Linked DNA regions of Homo sapiens: region 1 is linked to region 2. The links are chromatin loops, found by intact Hi-C in ENCODE. Cell type or tissue: CD4-positive, alpha-beta T cell. All regions are shown on one strand. Links, peaks and the distances in the headings refer to the core of each region. The heading gives the core; the rest is flanking DNA.

Region 1 (8,331 bases), core at 21-8,020, 74 kb after region 2:
TTATTTGAAGCTCCCCAGGAGATGCTGAACAGCCCCAAAGGAAGCCAGGCTGGATTTCAGGCTCCTCTGCCATGGAGCTGCAGCTTGGTTAGGGTCCGGGTGCTTCTCCCTGGATTACCTGGAGAACACCCATCGCCCCGTGTCCCTGGCAGGCTCACCGGCTCAGCCTTCCTTGACCCCCAGCCCCCTGGCTGTACCTTACCAGCCCCTGCAGTTCCTGGGAAACAGGTCTTACCCAGATCCCAGAGTGCGCCTCAGCCCACCTGTCACCTTCCCACTCTAGAAACTCAACTCCAAACCCACCTCCTCCATGAAACAAGCGAGGAGTCACAAACATCCCCAGTGCCACCCCTCTGAGTTCCACAGGCCTGGCTCGGGCACCAGCATCTCAAGCATGTGGGCCGAGGCCCGGCTTCCTGCCCTGGGAGCTGGTCAGGCCATTGCTCATCCTCAGGGAGGTGTCAGTGCTGGTAGAGGCTGCAGATTGCCTCAAATGTTTTAGAATGTGACGTTTCCCCCAGGGGCCCAAGGTTAACCGATTCCAAGCACTCAACAGCACTAAGAGTGCATTCTCTCAGTGCATCCTCAAACTAAGGCTATGAAGCAGCTGTTGTTACTACCTCCATTTCACAGGCATGGAAAATGACGCTCAGAGAGGTTAAGTAACTCAGGCGGGTAAGTGGCAGGGCCAGGATTCGAACTCAAGTCAGACGGACACCGCAGTCCACGCTCCTTTTTACAGCCACACTGCTCCACCTACCTTGCCGTCCTTCTCACAAGAAGACACAGGAGGAAAGAGTCTCAGATCAGGAGTCGGAGCTGCACAGCCGTGCACTAGGCGTGTTGCCTCAGGAGGCCAGGAAAACGGCTGAGTCCCGCCTATGGTTTGGGCTGAGGCCCATAGTGTGGCCTGTGATTTATCCCCCAAGCAGGACACTTTGAAGAGTAAAAGAGGCTTTTAAGCTATTAATAATGATGATAGGACAGTGTTGGTCAGGACTGTCCCAGGCAAGCAGGATATGGGGTCACCCAACATGGAGTTGAAGTTAGCTAAACTCTCGGAACCTCGATCTCCTTATATTTAAAGTGAAGATATCATGAGCACCCACTAAAATAATTTGTGAGACCACACTAAACTATAAAACCTTACATCCAAATGTAGGTGTTTTGTTTTGTTTTTTAATTTACAACAACAAACAAGACTGGGTGAACTCATTCATGGTCTAACTTGACCTTGGGCAAGTTATTTTCTTTTTTTTTTTTTTTTTTTGAGACGGAGTCTCGCTCTGTCACCCAGGCTGGAGTGTAGTAGCGTGATCTCGGCTCACTGCAAGCTCCGCCTCCTGGGTTCATGCCATTCTCCTGCCTCAGCCTCCCAAGTAGCTGGGACTACAGGCGCCCGCCACCACCATGCCCGGCTAATTTTTTTTGCATTTTTAGTAGAGACGGGGTTTCACCGTGTTAGCCAGGATGGTCTCGATCTCCTGACCTCGTGATCTGCCCGCCTCGGCCTCCCAAAGTGCTGGGATTACAGGCGTGAGCCACCGCGCCCAGCCGGGCAAGTTACTTTCACCCTCAGGACCTCAGCAAAGTAACTGGTGGTGTGATGAAGGGGTCTGCCCGCATTTGAGTTGTAAACTGACAGCAGGTGGGCCACATTTTCTCTATATGACAAGTTTTGTTCGGTCAGTAGAGTGTTGACGTTCTTGAATTTGAATGCCACGGCCCTGCCACACCCTGTTGGCTTGTACCTGGCCTGGCCTGATCACAGGGTATAGACATCTGCCTGACCCCTGTAGGTGCCTAGGTTTGCAGCCCCTGGAATAGACACATTCGAAAGCCCCTTCTCATCCTGACATCCTAGGAGTCTTCCTAGCACTGGTAAGTACCCCGACTGAAGGTGTATAGGTAGATTAGTTGCAACGGATGTTCCACATTAACCTCTTAGATGAGTAACGTTCAACATTAATCAAAACACAAGAAAATCTCCTCCTACGCAATACCAAAGTCTTAATTCAACAGTCAGTCAGGAGAAATAGAGTCGCAGAATCAAAGGGTCGTCACAGCCGGGTGCAGTGGCTCATGCCTGCAATCCAAGCACTTTGGGAGACTGAGGCGGGAGGATTGCTTCAGACAAGGAGTTCGAGGCCAGCCTGGGCAACATAGTGAGACCCTTTCTTCTAATAAAAAAAAAGAAAGAAAGAAAGAATAAAAGACACTCAGTTGGGGTTTTGGTTTTCCACAAGTTGAGGTTGCCAACCTCATCAGATTAACCTCGAACCCTGACAACTAAGGAAAGAGAGTGGAGGAAGCAAAGAGCCTCTGCCACCTGTGTGAGCCTCAGATTCCTCCTCCATAAACCCGAGAGACTGATGTGTACCTGGCTGCATTGAGAGGGCTGCGTGAGCTCCACCGGGCACAGAGTCCAGCAGGCAGAAATGCTCAGTAAACAGAGCCCTACCATCCACTCTGCTCTCGTCCACCGCAGTAGGCAGCCTTAAAATGGGGTCACTCTGCATAAAGAACAAATACTTGTCAGCAGCTCCACCCTGCCATCTTTCTTGTGCTCAGCTTCTTGGAGAGGCAATGTGGTACGCTTTGAAGGAGCACTACATTTGGAGTTTTGATGACTTGCATTTGAATCTTGGCTGTGCCTTTCGTGGCAGTGCATCCTCCAATGACCTCCTTGACCTTTCTGGGTCTGTTTGTACATCTGCTAAAAGGGGATCATGATGACCTCTGCCCTGCCCACTTCACAGATCCTCATCCTATCCATTGATAACCCCACCTGTGAGATCCTGTAGTAGCTGATGTACATGTTAACCGTCATTATCAGTTGAGAAACTTCTCAACTAGGACCAAGCCCTTCACATCTACTCCTGTTTCTGCCACTGAAGCAAATTAAAAAATAATATATATATATATATATATATATATATATCACCTTGGACCTTTTATTTTCTAGCAAGGATTATCCATAGTTATTATCTACACAGGGTGGCTGGTCCCAGGGGTGTGATTCCCATTTGGGGTAATAAGTAAATGCTCTTCGTAGCAACTGCATATGAGGTGAACAAATACAGCATGCCAATAGCGGGACCCTATCGACAGATGAAGCCAGGATTCCAGCACTTACTCCCAGAGCCAGTTCTTCATTATTCAAGATACAAGATCAAGGCTGGGTCCAGGTTCTGTTGAGCCTGAAGCCTATACAATTTGGGGGTCCCTCTTTAAAAAATATGATAATACACAAATAAAATTAGATAAAGGGTGCCTGTAATCCCAGCACTTTGGGAGGCCAAGGCGGGTGAATCACTTGAGGTCAGGAGTTTTAGACCAGCCTGGCCAACATGGTGAAACCCTGTCTCTACTAAAAATACAAAAATAAGCCAGACATGGTGGTAGACGCCTATAATTCCAGCTATTCAGGAGGCTGAGGCACAAGAATCTCTTGAACCCGGGAGGCGGAGGTTGCAATGAGCCAAGACCATACCACTGCACTCCAGCCTGGGCGACAGAGCTAGACTCCATCTCAAAAAAAAAAAAAAAAAAAAGATAAATGGCCTTGGGAGGGTCCTAAGACTGACCTTCTCCAGCCTTGTGGTCAGTCTGTCTGGACCTGTCTGCACATCATCCCTTTAATTATTTCCCAAAAGCTCTACATCACAAACGCATTATTGAAGATGAAGAAACGGGGCTCAGAGAGGTAGAGGAATTTGTCCAACCCAGTTGTCCAGGAAAGACCAGGCACAGTGGACTCCAAATCCCATATTCTTCCAGCCACAACATGCATTTCTTGAATAAATGCTAAAAGATGTGGTGGGTAATTGGTATTGATGAATGGAACACAAATTTGGGGCAAGTTTCAGGTTCACCCTATCCACACCCTACCCGACTCCCACCAGAACTCCTGAATATCACAAACATCCTTCCAGGACCCCACACACAAAAAGTCCCAGGTTATAACCATATTAGAGTAATGGAAAATGAGAAAATGGAAAAAACCTCCATCATTCCCAGCAAAGACTCAACAGGGCCCTCATGAAGCTCCACCTTGTTCCCACTGAGGCAGCTTCCGGCAAGTGCCTGTTTGTACAACCAGCGAGAAACACAGCTCTTGCTGATCTTAATTCTTACCCCCACTCGTTCAGTTCTCTTATGATGACAGGCACCTCAATTCAGTTTCGCAGCATCCCAAAACGTGCCGGAGTAGGCTGGGTGAGACTCTCGGGGCTCAAAGTCTATCATTACATCTTGGTTGCGACCACAGAGGGTTTTTTTTTTTCTTTTAAACACCAGCTCAAGGGCAGAAGAATTAGTCAGGGCACAGATCTTCCGGATCGCTACTGTATGGGGACCATAACATCACTGTAAGGCCCCTGTGCTGAGCCACAAACCCCACTTGGAACAAAGAAAACTCCCAGGTACTTTACCAGACACCAATTGCGCCATCCTGTTTGGGACACAGTCATTTGGCACTCCAGGTTCTCAACCCATAGTAATAACGCCTCATGCTTTTGAAACTGAAAAATGCATCCAAAAAAATCTCAGTGACACATCATGACTCATGTCCCATCCCCACCCCCACTCCCACCTCCCTCCCGCCCCACCCTAGGGAGGGGGGCTCGTCCTTTTCATTCACCCCTGATGTGAAACCAGGTTGGTCAGTGCCTGTCAATTTCACTTCCTGTTTCCTTGCTTCCATCAGAGAGCAGAGCTGTGAGGAGGGATAGATATTATGCTGTGGTGCAGCCAGACAAGCCCCACCTTGTTGTGCCTCCAGAAGAAGCACATTCTTGGCCTGGGTGGTAACAATAACATCTGGATGGAAATATCAAGTGGTATCAGGCTTCCAGACCACCATTCATGAAAGGTGCATCCACTTAGTAAGCCTCTATGGAGGCCTCTTCTGGGCCAAGTGTTTGTTCGAAGTTGTGTATGGACAGAAAGATATTCCTCCTCTCAAGGTGCCCACAGTCCAGGGCGTACTGAGAAGCCAACAGATAATGCAGTGAGATGGCTGTGGGGATTGGGGTGTTACAGAATTGGGGTGGGGTGGGGACAGCCTGCTTTCAAGGAGTCTAGGCAGGCATCTCAGAGGTGACAGCCAAGACTAGATGGAGGACAATAATAAGGATGATGACGATGATGACACTGATGAACAATATGTGCAGCGTTTTCTAACACTTTGCATTTGTTAACTCACGTATTCTTCCCAGTCACCCTTATTCCCACTTCATAGAGGAGGGAACTGAGGCATCAGGATGGTGAGTAACTGGCCCAAAGTCACATAGCTGTTACAAGCACTATATGAGGACAAGCTGACCTGCCAAAGACAGCGTAGGGATCAGGACGGAGAAAGTCACAGAGAGGAAAGGGCATGGCATTTATGGAGAGCTGCCAACATCTTGGGGCCACACAGCAAAGGGCAAAAGTGGTCCCAACATGTGGGTGTGTGGCCCACAGACACGCTTTGTTGATGGCCCATATAGTGTTTTAAGATATATATATAAACCAACGCTTGAAAATTAGGCTATTTCATATAAAAACTCAGATTCCCAAAATTATGTTGAACAATCAGGATCTGGAAACATGGAGGCCATATTCTTCCATGGCAATAATCAGAGTTGGGTTGGTTCTCTTTAGATGGGGTGTAGCCTTCACCCTGTTTCCGTACAGCCACTTCCACTGCCTGATGTCCCCTTCATCCAGTCCCATTAATCCACCAACGTGACCTGCCTGGTGTGTGTGAGACAGGGCAGAGTCAGGGCACAGAGCTACAGAACTTGGACTGAAGCGTTTCCAGTAAGAGGAGGGCAGTGGTGATGCAGCCAGACTCCTACTGCGTGGAGATGAGTCCAGCAGCTCCCTGGAAGAGGGACTGCATGGAGCATAAGACTGCAGCAGGGAAGAGGAGGAGAGGATAAAGTACTGTTCATGCAGGATCAGAACCGGGGCAAGTGTGAAGAGGTCCCTCTACTGAACTTCTACGGAGGTTGATTTTACCGGAAATCTTTTCTCTATTTTCTCCCTGGGGCTCAGGATATAAGCTATACTTAGCAAGCAGTACTTTTTCATATGGAAGACTAAGATTCGCAGAGACCCTGCCAAGGCAACTTACATAGAGCCAAAGGAGAAAAATTAGGCAGATGCTCTCGGGGGAGTTAATTTTAAGGCATTACAGCATTTAATACACAGATTCCACTTCAGTGTTAAACCAAACCAGTCGCAGAGGCTTAAAAAACAGTGGCCAGGTCAACCACTTCACTTTACTCCCAGCCCCCAAAACCTCTCCTGCCCACCATGTTTTCAACTTGAAGCCACACTGAACCATGGAGCACTGTTAGGAAGGCTGGAGGTGGGCAGAGGGGACAGCCCGAGATCATGGTGCCACGAGAAGCTTCCCTCCAGTTGGGGAGATGGGGCCAAGCCCCATGGACCACGAGTGAGAAAGACACATCATGTTTCTATTTCACGTGTGCCATTCACGTGCTTAGTTCTGGGACGCTGCAGAGAAGCAGCAGTTACAGACCTGCTGATGGTGTGGTCAGGAAAGAAGCAGGAAAAGGGTGGGGCACGGTGGTGGCTCACGCCTGTAATCCCAGCACTTTGGGAGGCCGAGGCAGGCGGGTCACCTGAGGTCAGGAGTTCAAGACCACCTGGCCAACATGGTGAAACCCTGTCTCTACAAAAATAAAAAATTAGCTAGGCATGATGGCGGGCGCCTGTAGTCCCAGCTACTCGGGAGGCTGAGTCAAGAGAATTGCTTGAATCCGGGAGGCGAAGGTTGCAGTGAGCCGAGATCACGCCACTGCACTCTAGCCTGGGCAACTGATCGAGACTCTGTCTCAAAAAAAAAAAAAAAAAAGCAGGAAAGTAATTTGACAACTAGGAGATCTATGACAACACTTCACTCAGCTGTGGAAAGGTCTTGGGTGTTAGGGTCACATTTGACAATTCTGCCTGTTTGCTGTGTGGCACTGATGCCTGGCTGAGCTTCTCTGTGTCTGTCTCCTCATCTTTTAAATGAGAGCGCTTTGTACACTGGGAAGTGACCTGTGGATGTGAGAGGCCCTGTTGCTATGTGTCCTCTTCATCATTGCTTGCCTATTTTACTATATTTTTTTTTTTGAGACGGAGTCTCGTTCTATTGCCCAAGCTAGAGTACAGTGGCGTGATCTCTGCTCACTGCAACATTCGCCTCCCAGGTTCAAGTGATTCTCCAGCCTCAGCCTCCTGAGTAGCTGGGACTATAGGCACGTGCCACCACATCCAGCCAATTTTTGTAGTTTTAGTAGAGACAGGGTTTTACCATGTTGGCTAGGCTGGCCTCAAACTCCTGACTTCAGGTGATCTGCCTGCCTCGGCCTCCCAAAGTGCTGGGATTACAGGTGTGAGCCACCGCGCCTGGCCACTTGCCTGTTTTTCAATCCAGGGCTGGTCCCCCGGCTGGAAGTCTGCAGAGAGGGTCGAGCCCTCCATCTTTCCTTCTCTCCCTTCCCAAAGTTTCCCAGCTCTGCTGCTATCCCAGGACCCTTTCTTAGGCTATAAAATCCACACGAAGGTGCTATTCAAAAAGATTCCCGCATTTCCTACTTTGAAAGGGCACCCTAAGGAGTGACTAACAGTGATATTTCAGGAGGCACTGGGTGGTCGTGTCTTGAGCGCTCAGATTCTACCCCATGAGCATCTACATTCAATCAAGCCAGAGACCAAGATAAAAGCTAAAAAACCCAACCAAGTTTCCAGGTTTTCATAGTGGTTGGCTCCATGTAGACTGGAATTAGCAAACAGGTTTCAATCCATGTACCAGATCTGATGGTATGAAACACTGATTATGGCCGGACACTGTGGCTCATACCTGTAATCCCAGTACTTTGGGAGGCCAAGGCAGGAGAACTGCTTGAGCCGAGGAGTTTGAGACCAACCTGGGCAACATAGCGAGACCCCGTCTCTACAAAAAAAAATAATAATAATAATAATTAGCTGGACATGGTGGTGTGTGCCTGGGGTGCCAACTACTCGGGAGGATGAGGTGGGAAGATCACTTGAGCCTGGAAGGTTCAGACTGCAGTGAGCTATTATTGTGCCACTGCACTCCAGCCAGAGCAACAGAGTGAGACCTTGTCTCGAAAAAAAAAAAAAAAAAAAGAAAGCAAGAAAGAAAAGAAAAAGAAACACCGATTATGCAGAGAATCAGTCTGAGCCGCGTCTGAACTCAGCAGACACGCATACTATGATGGAGTAGAGATGCTGTCGGGAGCACACAGAGCAGTCATATGCGTGTTGCATATTTGTTACTGTGTAGACAAAACACCTAGGCCAGGGTTG
Region 2 (8,331 bases), core at 31-8,030:
GCCCAGCCCCTCCAACGGCTCCTCCAGTCCTCAGGCTCTGCCTCCTCTTTGTTTTTTTACTTCACTTTTTTTTTTTTTTTGACGGAGTCTCACTCTTGTTGCCCAGGTTGGAGTGCAGTGTTGTGATCTCGGCTCACTGCAACCTCCACCTCCCAGGTTCAAGCGAGTCTCGTGCCTCAGCCTCCCGAGTAGCTGGGACTACAGTCCCGCACCACCACGCTAGTTTTTGTATTTTTAGTAGAGACGGGGTTTCACCATGTTGGTCAGGCTGGTCTTTAACTCCTGACCTCAAGCGATCCTCCTGCCTCAGCTTCCCAAAGTGCTGGGATTACAGACGCGAGCCACTGCACCTGGCCTGTTTTTTCACTTAACTTTTAATTTCAGGCTAATTTCAGACTTACTGAGAAGTTGCAAGAACAATACAAAGAATTTCCCCATGCTCTTCCCTCAGACTCTCCAACTGCTAACAATTTTCCACATTTGCTTTATTATTTCCTCTCAATGTGTCTGTTTTTCTATTGCTTTCCCCCTAAACTGTTTGAGAGAAGGTTGTAATGTCCCTTTCTCCTAAATACCCCAACGTGTGTTTTTGTTGTTGTTTTTTTTTTTTACATACGGACATTTTCTTACATAACCACAGTGTACTTATCAAAACCAGATAATTAATGCTGATACAATTCTATTGGATAATCGACAGAATTTATTCAGATTTTGCCAATGGTTCCAATAATATCTTCTAAGACAAAAGAAATTTTGTTCAGTATGCTGCGTTTAATTCTCGTCTCTCTATTCTCCTTGAATCTGGAATGATTTCTCAGATTTTCTTTCTCTTTCATGTCATTGATCTTTTTGAAGCATAGAGCAGTTATTCTGTAAAATGGCCCTCATCTGGGTTGTCTGATGGTTCTTCATGGTTCCATTTAAGTCATGCCTGTTTGGCAGGAATATCACAGAAGCACGTTTTGTCCTTCCCAGTGAATCATATCAGGAGGCACATGGGCTCTCCATGTCCCCTCTCCGGTGGTCTAACTTGCTTGGCTAAGGTGTTGTCTGCTAGATTTCTCTGCTGTAAAGATAATTTCCTCCTTTGTAATTAACATGTATCTTGTGGGTAGATTCTTTGAGAATATGTAAATATCTTACTCTTCCTCAAACCTTTGCCCACTAGTTGTAACATTATTGTTGATTCTTGCCGGAATCAGTTATTATAAGGATGGTTACCTGGTGGTGATATTATAATTCCACCATTCCTTCTTCATTAATAGTTGCTGACTCGGCTCTCTTTGCTGCCTCCGTGGGAGGGAGGCAGGTGGCTCAGTGCATGGCAGGCTGGTACTAATGAGGCCAAGGTTTGAGCTCCCTTTCCACTGTGCCTCTGGTGGCTGCTGTCTTGCCCCGCCTCGGATATTGGAGTCCGGGTCAGCACCTCTCCACCTTAGGGCTAGTTCTCCCTCCATCTTTACAGTTTTGCCATTCATTTGTTGAGCTACTAGTATGTGTTAGGCACTTTTTTTCAGCCACTGAGGATACGGGACAAAGTCCCGGTCTTCAAGAAGCTTCTATTCTAATAGGGAAAATAGACCAAAAACATAAACACATTTTTAAAATAGTATCATTTCAGAGAGGGATATGTGCACCAAGGGAAATCAGGCAAAGTAAGGGGACTGAGAGCGGTTGCACTGGAGACACAGGCAGAACCTCGGAGGGGATATAGACCTGAGTGATGAGATGAGCTGGGAATGCTGAGATCAGGGAGAGGACATTCCCGTCAGGGGGAGGAGCAGGGGCGGAGGCCCTGAGGCAGGAATGAGATTGATTTCAGACTGATGGAGGAGTGAAGGAGATGGAGTTGGAGAGGCTGGCAGGGCTTGAGGGCATAGATAATAGGGTTTGGAATTAATCCAAGGGAAATGGGAGCTCATCAGAGAGTTTTAGGTGTAGAAGGATGTGATTTCATTTGCCCTTCATGCATATACAATTACTTAAGAATTTTGTACATCAACTCCTTTTTTTCTTTTTTTAAACAAAGATATAGAACGCTTCACGAATTCACGTGTCATACCTGTACAGGGGTCATTCTAATCTTCTCTGTATTGTTCCAGTTTTCGTATATGTACCGCCGAAGCTTGCACCCACTCCTTTTTTTTTTTTTTTTTTTTTTTTTTGAGACTGAGTTTCGCTCTTGTCGCTCAGGCTGGAGTGCAATGGTGCCATCTTGGCTCACTGCAACCTCTGCCTCCCGGGTTCAAGTGATTCTCCTGCCTCAGCCTCCCAAGTAGCTGGGATTACAGGCATGCACCACCATTGCCTGGCTAATTTTTGTATTTTTAGTAGAGACGGGGTTTCGCCATGTTAGCCAGGCTGGTCTCAAACTCCTGGCCTCAGGTGATCTGCCCGTCTCAGCCTCCCAGAGTGCTGGGATTACAGGTATAAGCCACCGCACCCGGCCACCCTCTCCTTTTATAAACTTAAGTTTATTTGAACTTAGAAATCTGTCACTATCATGTATCTCAAACCAATACTACTTAAGTAAATAGAATATATATATATAAACAAAGAAAACACTGAAACCAAAAGTGTCATTAAATAGCCTGCCGTCCAAGCATGAGCTGTCTCTCCATTCATTAAGAAGTGTTAGGTGGCCAGGCACAGTGGCTGATGCCTGTCATGCCAGCACTTTGGGAGGCCAAGACAGGCAGGTTGCTTGAGCCCAGGAGTTCAAGAGCATCCTGGGCAACATTGCATGTCCCCATCTCTGCAAAAATAAAATTTAACAAAAAGTGTTAGGTGTTAAAGACTAAGTAGCAGCACAATGAGACTTTCTCCTTAATGCAGTCGGACAGAAAAATTGGAAAAGGAATAATTTGTTTACTGCATGATTCAGTTCCATTTAATCTTATATGTTAAACTGTCTTTCTGACTCAGACCTGATTTGAGAAGCATTTTGCTAACTGGTGGAAGGATTTGACAGGCCCAGCCCACCCATTTAACCATGGAGAAACTGAGGCCTTGGAACGGGGCAAGGACTTACCCAAGGTCCTGGTAATAGCTGCTCTCCATTCTACTCACCCTCGGTATCACTCCCACCCAATGCTAGCTGAAAATTCAGATGTGATGTAAACATTAGTCATCCTTATTGTAAAAACGTTATAACAACCACATTAGAAGGAATGCAAAGAGAGAAAAGAAGTCTCAGCCAGCACCTTCACACAACCCGGCTGTTTGTTCTTGAAGGAGGAAGTTTTTGAGTCTGTGGAGCGTCATGGGCCTTCAGTCTCACCAGCAGGAAGGTGGGTGGCTGATGGGTGCCGGGCTGGTGTTGATCCACACTTGTCAGGTGGCTCTGAGACCAGCCTTGACTCCAGGCTCCACCACTTCCGCCATGACCTTGGGCAAGTTCCCAAAGCTCTCTGAGGTAAAATGGGTGTGGCCATGTCACTCTTCAGCTTTTGCGCTCTAGGTAGATGCTAAAGCCTTCCCTGAAGATCTCTATGGAACTTTTAGTCACCTGCATCTGTGGGGGCTGCCTCAGCCCTAACCATGTCAACATAGTGTTGAAATTCAGTTCCGAGAAACACTTGTGGGTTTGTAGACTCTATGGCATCTGGAAGTGAAAGAGGGACACATCTCTCCCTCTTACGGGTTCCTTCCCCCGCTCTCAACGCCCCTAATCCAGAATGCCCTAGAAGCTCTTCTCAGCTCCCACCTTCTGCCCCGGAGGCAGCTTTTGTTGCAGGTACACCTGTGGTTTAGTTTACTAGAGTTGCTGCAACAAACTGAGTGGCCAGGGCAACAGAAATGTATTGTCTCTCCCTGGCGCCGTGGCGCACAGCTGTAATCCCTGCACTTTGGGAGGCTGAGGCGGGCAGATCACCTGAGGTCAGGAGTTCAAGACCAGCCTGGCCAACGTGGTGAAACCCCGTCTCTACTAAAAATACAAAAACTAGTTGGGTGAGGTGGCACGCGCCTGTAATCCCGGCTACTCAGGAGGCTCAGGCAAGGGAATCGCTTGAACCTGGGAGGCAGAGGTTGCAGTGAGCCGAGATGGCACCACAGTGCGAGACTCCATCTCAAAAAAACAAAAACAAAAACAAAAAAACCAGAAATGTATTGTCTCACAGTTCTGGAGGCTCAAAGTCCAAGATCAAAGAGTCAGTGGGACTGGTTCCTTCTGAGAAGCTGTTCTCTTCTGAGCTTCTGGTGGCTTGCTGGCAATCTTGGGCATTTCTTGACTTATAGAAACATTGCCCCAATCTCCGCCTTATCTTAAAATGGTGTTCTTATGTGCATGTGCCTGTGTCCAAATTTCCCACTTCTGTGAGGACAACAGTCATATTGAATTGGGGCCTGCCCTGATGGCCTCATGCTAACTTGATTGCCCCTATAAAGACCCTATTTCCAAATAAGCTCACATTCTGGGGTACTGGAAATTAGGACTGTTTTAAGAGGAGGGGAACAATTCAACAACTCGTAGCAATGTATGTAGTGTGTATAGGGTGTGTGTGTAGGGTGTGTGTGTGTACATGTATGTATGTGTGTGTGGTGTGTGTGTATGGTGGGGGGGTATGGAGAAAGAGGTGGGTCACTGCCCTACTTAATCTCTCCTCCTAGCCCACTCATCCTCTGGAGAGATGCAAGTTAGATATCTCAGGTTATTTGGCAAAGGCCTGGAAAGAGGTATCTTTCCATCGATTTCTTACCCCTGAGAACTCCTACTCATCCTCTAAAACCCTTCCCAATTGTCCCCTGTTTCTTGGAGTCAGTTATTCCCTCCTAACTCTGTTTTTTTTCCAGAGTACTTAGTTCCAAGCCCAAGGATAGCATTTATAACTGATCGTAATCAACCACGAGTGCATCTGTATCCTCCACCAGGGCATGGGGCCTGGCCCAGAGCCTAGCTGAGAGAATGGAATGAATGAGTGGCATCTCCCTGACCAAGGGTTAAGATAGATGGGAACTCAGAAGGACTTTGAGCCGCCTCAGAAGCATCCTGTAAGTGACTTGTGAAGAGGAGTAGGGGACAGCCGTGTGGGCTGAGAGCTGAGAGTGTGAGATCAGATTAGAGAGACTGGAAGTCTGGCTCCGCCTCTTAGTAACTGTGGCCTTGGGCAAGTCATTTCATGCTGCGGAGCCTCAGTTTTCTCATCTGGAACACTGAGCCTTCACAGGCTCCTCATGGAGATGAATAAGACGGTGCGTGCTGTATACATAAAGCTGGGGCACACAGTGGGCATTCAGATGTTACCTTCCTTCCAAGGAACCCATATTTTTTTCCTGAATTTGAATTCCTGAATCCACTGGCACTCTGAGCCACGTAGATCCACATGGCCATTGGCCGCTGTCAGCCCCCAGCTGTTAAGGACGCAAGGTGGCCACAAAGCATTAGTCTGAACATCCCTGGTGCCTCCCCCAGGTTCTCTTTGAATCTGGATTTATTTAAAGAGAGGAGGTGAGTGGTAGGTGAGGAGGGGGCTGTTGTTAGGACATGGATGGGCACAGGACATGTGTCTGGTGAGCGTAGCTGCCAGGGCCGGTCCCTGACACCCCAAGGAGACTTTCTGGTCCCAGCCCAGCCTACACTCCCACCTGCTCTGGAGAGGCTGTGTTTCCTTCCAAGGATGGATGCTGATGATGTCTGATGGCTTCTGGATGTCTGATCTCAAGGGGGCCTTCTCTTAGGGGGCTTTAGGCCACCCTGGAAAGGTCTCAGCATCACCCCTTGGAGCGGGGAGGATTTTCACCCCTTGCCCACACACAAGCTAAAACTGCTTCTGCTGCAGCTCTGGGAGACCTAGAACCAGGGCCCCTCCTGAGAGCCAGTGGGTGGGGGCAGGCCCCCTGGAAAATCGCTGAGAGCTCAGCAGTTTCAGCCTTCACTCCCCTCCTCACTCCCCTCCTCCAGCCTGCAGAAACCTAGCCCAGCCTTTGCACAGAGGGTCTTGCTCTGGGGAATTCTATTCTTGAATTTAATACCTTGAGTGTCTAGCCTGGCCCACCAGCTTCTGTCCCACCTCCAGGTGTTTGCTCGAGCTGTGCCCTCTCCCTAGAATGCCTTCTTAACTCTTGCTACTTGTTGAGGGCGCCTGAAGAGTAGAAAGAGTGAATCTGGGGAACAAATTCAAATTTGGATTTGAATTCTGGCTCTATCAATGCCAGGCTATGTGACCGTGGGCTAGGAACTTAATTTCCCTGAGCCTCTTTGTAAAATGGGTTTCATAATAGTGTCTCCTCACAAGGTAGCCATGAGGCAACGTCTGTAAAGCACTCAGCACAGAGGAAGCACTCGGCACAGAGGAAGTCCTCGGGAAATGTGGATCTGCTTCCCTTGCCTCAGCGAAATGCTCCTTGACTTTGAAGTCCTGGCCCAAAGGGCACCTCCCCGGCAATACCTTCCTGGACTCACTCACCAGCCCCACCACTTGCAGAGCAGCCCTGTCCCTCCTCCAGGTTCCTCAAGCATGTCTCCTGCCTCTGCACCTACCTCAGAGAGACAACATTCGAGTCAGCTCTTAACATCTGGCCTCCAGGCTGGACCACGGGCTCTATTACCTTTACTTTCCACGGCAGAGCGCAGCATGGCTCAAGAAATGCTGCGGGAGGTGAAGTGAGTTCTAGGGACTTCCATTAATAATAAGAGTAACTAGAATTTGTTGAGCATTCACAGCACACCCTGAGGTGTTTATCAGAGCCCAGGAAACCCTCTTTCTGGGTTCAAATCCCTGCTCTGCCTCTTAGGGGCTCTATTGTCCCAGAAAGTTCCTTGTCTCTTGAATCCTACATTTCCCCGCCTGCACGATAGTGATAATAACAGTGCTTACTTCTGAGCATTGTTAAGGAGATTCAAGAATTTAAAACTATAAAAACCCATGGCTTTCTTACCCAGAGAAGGGCAGAAAAATCGTTGGCAGGGTGCATTGATATGACTCGGACAATTTACAAAGGTTTTTCATATATGCTTTTATTTTAAAATTTTTTTGTTTTTATTTTGTTTTATTTTATTTTACTAAAATTTTATTTAGTAAAAATAGTACAGAATTTAGAAAATACAAAAACAGAAAAATTTAAAAATTTATCAATAGCTACCTTCAAAGATAACTGTTGTTACTAGCCTCTTGTAGAATCTTCCAGACATTTCGTTAGAGAGGAATATTGCAAACATACAGAAATGCATTGAGAATGACATTTGTTTATTTGTTTATTTGCTTTTGAGATGGTGTCTCGCACTGTCACCCAGGCTGGAGTGCAGTGGTGCAATCTCGGCTCACTGCAACCTTTGCCTCCTGGGTTCAAGTGATTCTCCTGTCTCAGCCTCCCAAGTAGCTGGGACTACAGGCACACACCACCACACCCGGCTAATTTTTGTATTTCAGTAGAGATGGGGTTTCACCATGTTGGTCACACTGGTCTTGAACTCCTGATCTCAAGTGATCCACTTGCCTCGGCCTTCCAAAGTGCTGGGATTACAGGCGTGAGCCACCGCGCCTGGCCTGAGAATGTTTTAATGAACCCAATGCGTCCTCACCACCCAGACTTAGAAAATGTTTACACTTTTGCCGTATTTGCTCAGATCTATATTAATAAGAAAGAAAACCATACAGATACTGTTGAAATAATTCTTATCCTTTCCTCCCTAGAACACACACTCCAAAGTGTGGTGTGTGTACCCTTTTCTCCCACATTTTTATACTCCTATTACACAAAAAGTGTCTCCATACACAATGGATGGTATTGAGACATGTACTATATTTTATATAAATTGTACCCTACTGGACATATTGTTCTGAAACTTATTATACTTTTCTCCTTGTTTTCAAAATCTAACCAAGTGGATAGATATGCATCTAGTTCATTCCTGCAATGGAATAATCCAGCCTATGATACAATACAGTCTGTTTATTTCCAGCTGATGGATGGTTAGAGTACTTCTAATTTTCTTCTGTTACAAACAGTTCCGCAGAAAGTATCCCTGCACACATCTGCATGTGAACAATTTTTTCTATAATTTATACAAAAGGGTATAGCTTTCAGATCAAGGTATGAGCCTCTTGAAATCTATGAGGTATCATCAGCCATTTCCTTTTCTTTCTTTCTTTCTTTTCTTTTCTTTTTCTTTCTTTTTTTTTTTTTTTTTTGAGACGGAGTTTCACTCTTGTTGTCCAGGCTGGAGTGCAATGGCTAAATCTCGGCTCACCGCAACCTCCACCTCCTGGGTTCAAGCGATTCTCCTGCCTCAGCCTCTCGAGTAGCTAGGATTGCAGGCATGCGCCACCATGCCTGGCTAATTGTTTTGTATTTTTAGTAGAGACAGGGCTTCTCCATGTTGGTCAGGCT

What was found. A loop is a pair of places that touch in the nucleus more often than their neighbours do. Peaks named below come from ENCODE experiments on the same cell type or tissue, not always from the same donor. Only the 100,000 strongest peaks of a DNase experiment are listed, where the experiment ranks them.
Region 1: it touches region 2 in a loop (2.9-fold over the local background); 11 of 110 quality-filtered maps call a loop at or near these places.

Annotation. Positions count from the first base shown.
Region 1 is chr11:61,057,003-61,065,333 of GRCh38, forward strand. It overlaps LINC02954 (long intergenic non-protein coding RNA 2954), which reads left to right. Exons shown (of 4, transcript NR_186234.1): 3 at 4,709-4,873. All of the region lies in intron 1 of LOC105369325 (a long non-coding RNA gene), which reads right to left. Among named protein-coding and RNA genes, the nearest start is that of LINC02954, 5.8 kb to the left of the region's middle. RefSeq lists enhancers at 1-228, 3,914-5,113, 4,179-4,418, 4,769-5,008. In CD4-positive, alpha-beta T cell, for the core only: no CTCF peak of the experiment used is centred there; a DNase peak (open chromatin) is centred at 4,389; H3K4me3 peaks cover 826 bases; H3K27ac peaks cover 2,341 bases.
Region 2 is chr11:60,983,036-60,991,366 of GRCh38, forward strand. The region is part of intron 1 of CD6 (CD6 molecule); the gene reads left to right. It also overlaps the pseudogene RNU6-933P. Among named protein-coding and RNA genes, the nearest start is that of CD6, 16 kb to the left of the region's middle. RefSeq lists an enhancer at 6,304-6,393. In CD4-positive, alpha-beta T cell, for the core only: no CTCF peak of the experiment used is centred there; DNase peaks (open chromatin) are centred at 1,326, 3,316, 4,126, 5,046 and 1 weaker place; H3K4me3 peaks cover 5,264 bases; H3K27ac peaks cover 6,843 bases.